Linked DNA regions of Homo sapiens: region 1 is linked to region 2. Evidence: read pairs that join two places in POLR2A ChIA-PET (ENCODE). Cell type or tissue: K562. All regions are shown on one strand. Links, peaks and the distances in the headings refer to the core of each region. The heading gives the core; the rest is flanking DNA.

The links. Peaks named below come from ENCODE experiments on the same cell type or tissue, not always from the same donor. Only the 100,000 strongest peaks of a DNase experiment are listed, where the experiment ranks them.
Region 1: POLR2A ChIA-PET joins it to region 2 with 10 read pairs; 6 of 35 experiments call an interaction of 5 or more read pairs at or near these places.

What each region holds. Positions count from the first base shown.
Region 1 is chr6:43,039,528-43,042,430 of GRCh38, forward strand. CUL7 (cullin 7) reads right to left here. Exons shown (of 26, transcript NM_014780.5): 20 at 1,388-1,548; 21 at 1,003-1,219; 22 at 629-899. It overlaps LOC124901318 (a long non-coding RNA gene), which reads left to right and starts at 1,509. Exons shown (of 2, transcript XR_007059581.1): 1 at 1,509-1,597. In K562, for the core only: no CTCF peak of the experiment used is centred there; no DNase peak of the experiment used is centred there.
Region 2 is chr6:42,939,671-42,942,573 of GRCh38, forward strand. The region is part of intron 1 of CNPY3-GNMT (CNPY3-GNMT readthrough); the gene reads left to right. It overlaps LINC02976 (long intergenic non-protein coding RNA 2976), which reads left to right and starts at 823. Exons shown (of 5, transcript NR_186646.1): 1 at 823-936; 2 at 1,103-1,259; 3 at 1,840-1,945. In K562, for the core only: no CTCF peak of the experiment used is centred there; no DNase peak of the experiment used is centred there.

The sequences.
Region 1 (2,903 bases), core at 259-2,758, 100 kb after region 2:
ATTCCCAGGTCTTATTTTAGAACAGAAAAAGCAATGGTCTGGGGATCAGGTATCTGACAGCACCTGCCACCCCCAGCCACCAAGCTCCTGCCCTTTGTTCTCAAAACCACTGTTTTTCCCATGGCCTAGGGAATTCTTATCCCTAAAGACTATCTCTCCCTGAATCTATAAAAACAAAAATTAAAAATGTAAATTAAAAGACCAACTCTTTTTTTTTTTTTTTTTTTTTTTTGAGATGGAGTCTCGCTGTCGCCCAGGCTAGAGTGCAGTGGCACGATCTCGGCTCACTGCAACATCTGCCTGTGGGTTGAAGTGATTCTCCTGCCTCAGCCTCCCGAGTAGCTGGGACTACAGGCACACACCACCACACCCGGCTAATTTCTGTATTTTTAGCAGAGACGAGGTTTCACCATGTTGGCCAAGGCTGGTCTTGAACTCCTGACCTCAAGTGATCTGCCTGCCTCGGCCTCCCAAAGTGCTGGGATTACAGGCGTGAGCACTGTGCCCAGCCAAAGACTATCTCTTTTTACATCAAGCCTCCCAACATCAGGGTCTGCCCCCAACCCCAGGTCCTTTCCTAGCAGCCCACCCTCTCCCCAGTCCCCAGTCCCTCTGCCTGGCTGCTCACTCTTGTTGTAGAAGTTGGAGTATCTGTTCAAAGTGCCCCTCAGGTAGGAGGGCAGGCAGGTTCTGGGGTTCAGTGTGTGGCAGATTGAGGCAACAGGCCAGGAGTGTCGGGACAGGACAAGCACAGACACTTCTGGCATTGCCCCTTCATAGTAGAGGTCCTCATTCTCCTCCTCTTCCTCCTCTCCCTCCGCCACATCCACCACTGCTGCTGCCCCAGCTTCCTCTTCCTTCTCGCTCTTGTGCTCCTTGCCACTGGCCCCAAGGCCCACCTGAAGGAGCACAGGGTTCCCAGATGCCATGGCCTCCTCCAGTCTGCTCCACGCCCCTCTTCCCCCTACCCTCTTATTTGCTTATCCCTTCCAAGGCACTCACCTGTATTTTCTTCTCTGTATCCTCCAGCTTCAGGAGTTCCTGATCCAGCTGCTGGAGCTGGTAGACGTGGAACTGGCGCTGCAGCTCCTTAGAGGTGCTCAGGCTCTGCAACATCTGCTGGGGGAGGCGGTTGGGGAAGCAGGGACCGATCTGCTCCAGCACGGCCCCCTCCAGCCAGCTCGAGACCACGCCCAGGAGACGGTCCGCCATGTAGTGCCTGCAGTGCATGCAGCCCGGGCCAAGCCTCAGTGTGGGCACCAGTGTGGCCCAGCCTCCCACTCCAAGGCTCCAGCCTGCCTCTATCCCAGACTTCCAGGCCCATGAGCTGGCTCTGCCACCATCATCCTGCCTCCCGCCAGCTCCCGCTCCTTAGGTCCACACTCACTGGTAATAATGCTCAAAAGTGGTGGCTATCTCCAAGCCGGAGAAAATCAGGACAGCTTGCAGGCATTGCTGCAGCTGTGCCAGCCTCTCCATTTCCTGGGCTCCACCGATCCGGCTGCCCTGGATCTGCTGGTCAATGTGCCGGGCGAACTGCTCACTCACCTGAGCAATGGCAGAGCACAGGAAAGCCATGAATGAGCGAGCAGAGCAGGTGAGTGGGGAGGAGGGATGAGGGTCTGGAAAGTAGATATGAATGCTGGCAGCTTTCTAAGGTGGTTGGTGCTTTCATACAACTATTTTATAAGATCATTAACCATTGTACAAATTAGCAATATTAACAATTATGGAAAGTGTCTTTTCACATTGTGTCTAAAAAATCAAACTAATAATAATCATTCAAAATGAGAAAATAAGACCAGGCGCAGTTCACGCCTGTAATTCCAGCACTTTGGGAGGCTGAGACAGGCAGATGGCTTGAACCCAGGAGTTGGAGACCAGCCTGGGCAACATGGCAAAACCCCATCTCTACTAAAAATACGAAAAAATTAGCTGGGCATGGTGGCACACGCCTATGGTCCCAGCTACCCAGAAGGCTGAGAGGACCACCTGAGCCCAAGAGGTTGAGGCCGCAGTGAGCTGTGACTGCACCACTGCATCCCAGTGTGGGAGGGAGTAAGACCCTGTTAAGAAAGAAGTAAAGAAAGAGAAAGAAAGGGAGAGAAAGAAAAAGAAAGGAGAGGAAAAGAGGGGAGGGAAGGGAAGGGAAAGGAAGGGGAAGGGAAGGGAAGGGGAAGGGAAGGGAAAGGGAAGGGAAGGGAGAGGTGGCTCATGCCTGTAATCCCAACACTTTGGGAGGGTGAGGCGGGCGGATCACGAGGTCAGGAGTTCGAGACCAGCCTGACCAATGTGGTGAAACTCCGTCTCTACTAAAAATACAAAAATTGGCTGGGCGTGGTAGCATGCACCTGTAATCCCAGCTACTTGGGAGGTTGAGGCAGGAGAATCGCTTGAACCTGGGAGGCGGAGGTTGTGGTGAGCTGAGATCGAGCCACTGCACTCCAGCCTGGGCAACAGAGCGAGACTCCGTCTCAAAAAAAAAAAAAAAAAAAAGGAAGAAGAAAGAAAGAGAGAAGGAAAGAAAGAGAAAGAGAGAAAGAGAAGGAGGGAGGGAGGGAGAGAAGGAGGGAGGGAAGGAGGGAAGGAGGGAAGGAAGGAAGGAAGGAAGGCAGGAAGGGAGAAAGAGAGAGAGAAAGAAAGACGGACACAAGGAGGTAAGTTACATACACAAAGATGGTCCTGATGCAGTGTCACTGATAAACTAGGACTGGAGGCTACACAAGGAGCCTCATGTTCCTGCTGCTCTGTACCCTGCTTTCCAGGGTGCTTCTTGCATTTTAGCTCATCAATTGTGGGGGGTTTTTTTGTTTTTTTCTTTTTTTTGAGATGAGTCTAGCTCTGTCACGCAGGCTGGAGTGCAGTGGTGCAATCTCGGCTGACTGCAACTGCAACCTCCACTT
Region 2 (2,903 bases), core at 116-2,615:
TTCCTAGCTGTTGTACCTGGAGTGCAGTTGGGAGGACACCCGGTTCCCAACACCATCTGGTCACACCATGTTCCTCAGGGCCAAGGGAGGAGCAGAGAGGCTGGCCTCTAGGGAGAAGGGGTGGGGAAGCTCAGGCACCTCCCAGTTTGTCCTGAAGGCAGGGATCGGGGCAATTGGTACAGTAGTGATGACAATTGTATGTATTCAAATTGTATGCTTTAACTTTTACTATTACCACACTCTTGTGAGGTGTGCTGTTAACCTCATTGTGTAGAGGAGAAAACAGGCTAGAGTCAAGTGATATGCTTGGAGTCAGGTGACCTTGGAGTCAAGGTCCTGCTGTTAAGGAGTGGTATAGCTGGGACGCAGACACTGGCGTTCAGATTACAAATCCATGGTACTTCCACTCTCCACAGCTGCCAGGGCCTCTTCCCCCAACCCCTGGCACTGACAGTGTGAGTTGTATCGAACTGGTTTAGTTTCTTGGCCTTAACCTGTCACCACCACCAAGATTCTTTTTGTTTTGTTTTGTTTTGTTTTGTTTTTTTGAGGCGGAATCTCACTCTGTTGCCCAGGCTGGAGTGCAGTGGTGTGATCTTGGCTCACTGCATCGTCTGCCTCCCGGGTTCAAGCAATTCTCTGCCTTAGCCTCCCGAGTAGCTGGGATTACAGGCACCTGCCACCACGCCCAGCTAATTTTTTTGTATTTGTAGTAGAGACGGGGTTTCACCATCTTGGCCAGGATAGTTTTGAACTCCTGACCTCATGATCCATCTGCCTCGGCTTCCCAAAGTGTTGGGATTACAGGTGGGAGCCACTGCGCCTGGCCTAACCACCACCAAGATTCCTAAAAGGCGAATAGGAAGCAGCTGTGGCTTATTGGAAGGAAAGAATGGCAGCAAGTCCTGGGGGAGCTGTGCCCGCACCAGATCTCCCGTGAGCACCCACACTGCAACTCTACCTCACACTTCCAGGCTAGGCCCAGTGGGTAGGAGGGATACACTGCTGAAGCCTCCCTGCGTCCATTGCAGCGGCTCTGGGGGCTGAACTGGGAGTGAGGGGCCCCCTCATAGCCTGGTCCCAGCCTCTCCCCCTCTACCAGGTTAGGGCAGCCAAGGCCATAGAGAGTGGAACAGAATGGAATCTGTCTCTCCTTAAGCTGTTGAGGATGACGCCAGGTCCTGGGAAAATGATACTGTCTTGGTCCAGCCTCCACCTCTGCATCTCCAGGACTGATGTTCCCCCTGTTAAAGGAGCTGGTGAGCAGTGAGATTACAGTCTAGATGCAGGTCTTGTCCTGGACTTTGTTCTGAGCATAGAAAATGGCTGGGGGTGAGGTGGAGGGGCTGGTACCCAGGGCAGGGATGTGTTTCCTGCCCCCTGAACTGTCTAGGATTTGGTGGCCACCCTCTGATTCCCCCATTCTATCACTAACAGCACTTCAAGGCCTGGCTTACTTCTGTCCCCACAGCTTCATTGATTTTTTTTTTGTTTTTTGTTTTGTTTTGAGTCTTTTTTTTTTTTTTTTTGAGACAGAGTCTCACTCTGTTGCCCAGGCTGGAGTGCAGTGTCACAATCTCAGCTCACTGCAACCTCCGCCTCCTGGGTTCAAGTGATTCTCTGCTTCAGCCTCCCAAGTAGCTGGGATTACAGGCAACCGCCACCACACCCAGCTAATTTTTGTATTTTCAGTAGAGACGGGGTTTCCCCATGTTGGCCAGGCTGTTCTCGAACTCCTGACCTCAAGTGATCCACCTGCCTTGGCCTCCCAAAGTGCTGGGATTACAGGCAGGAACTACCATGCCTAACCCTTTCCCCTACCTTTCTTTTTTGGAACAGGATCTCCCTTTGTCACCCAGGCTGGAGTGCAGTGGCGTGATCATGACTCACTGCAGGCCTCAACCTCTCAGGCTCAAGTGATCCTCCTGAATAGTTGGGACCATAGGTATGCACCACTGTACCTGGCTAATTTAAACATCTTATTTTTTGTATACCAGGTGTGGAGGCTCACACCTGTAATCCTAGCACTTTGGGAGACCAAGGCTGGAGGATCGCTTGAACCCAGGAGTTCGAGACTAGCCTAGGCAACATAGTGAGACCATGTGTCTAAAAAAAGAAAAAATTATTTAAATACTTTTTTATTTGTTTGCAAGAGTCTCACTCTGTCACCCAGGCTGGAGTGCACTGGCACAATCTTGTCTCACTGCAACCTCTTCCTCCTGGGTTCAAGTGATTATCCTGCTTCAGCCTCCCGAGTAGCTGGGATTACAGCCACACACAACCACGTCTGGCTAATTTTTGTATTTTTAATAGAGACGGGGTTTCACCATGATGGCCAGGCTGGTCTCGAACTCCTCACCTCAGATGATTCACCCACCTCGGCCTCTCAGAGTGCTAGGATTATAGGTATGAGCCACTGTACCCGGCCAATAATTTTTTTAATTTTTAATTTATTTTTTGGGCCTGGGGTGGTTTCAGCCTCTTATTTGGGAGGCTGAGGCAGGACAATTGCTTGAAACCAAGAGGCGGAGGTTGCAGTGAGCCGAGATTGCACCACTGCACTCCAGCCTGGGTGACAGAGTGAGACTCCATCCCCCGCAACCAAAAAAAAAAAAAAATTTGTAGCAACAGGGTCTCCACATGTTGGCCAGGCTGGTCTCAAACTCCTGGACTCAAGCAATCCTCCCATCTCGGCCTCCCAAAGTGCTGGGATTACACGTGTGAGCCACCATGCCTGGCCTCATTGATTTTTAAAGTAGGACAAGGTAAAGATCTAACCCCCAAGCCAGGTGTGGTGGCTCACGGCTGTAATCCCGGCACTTTGGGAGGCTGAGATGGGCGGTTCACCTGAGGTCAGCCTGGGCGACAGAGGGAGACTCCATCTCAAAAAAAAATAAAAAAAA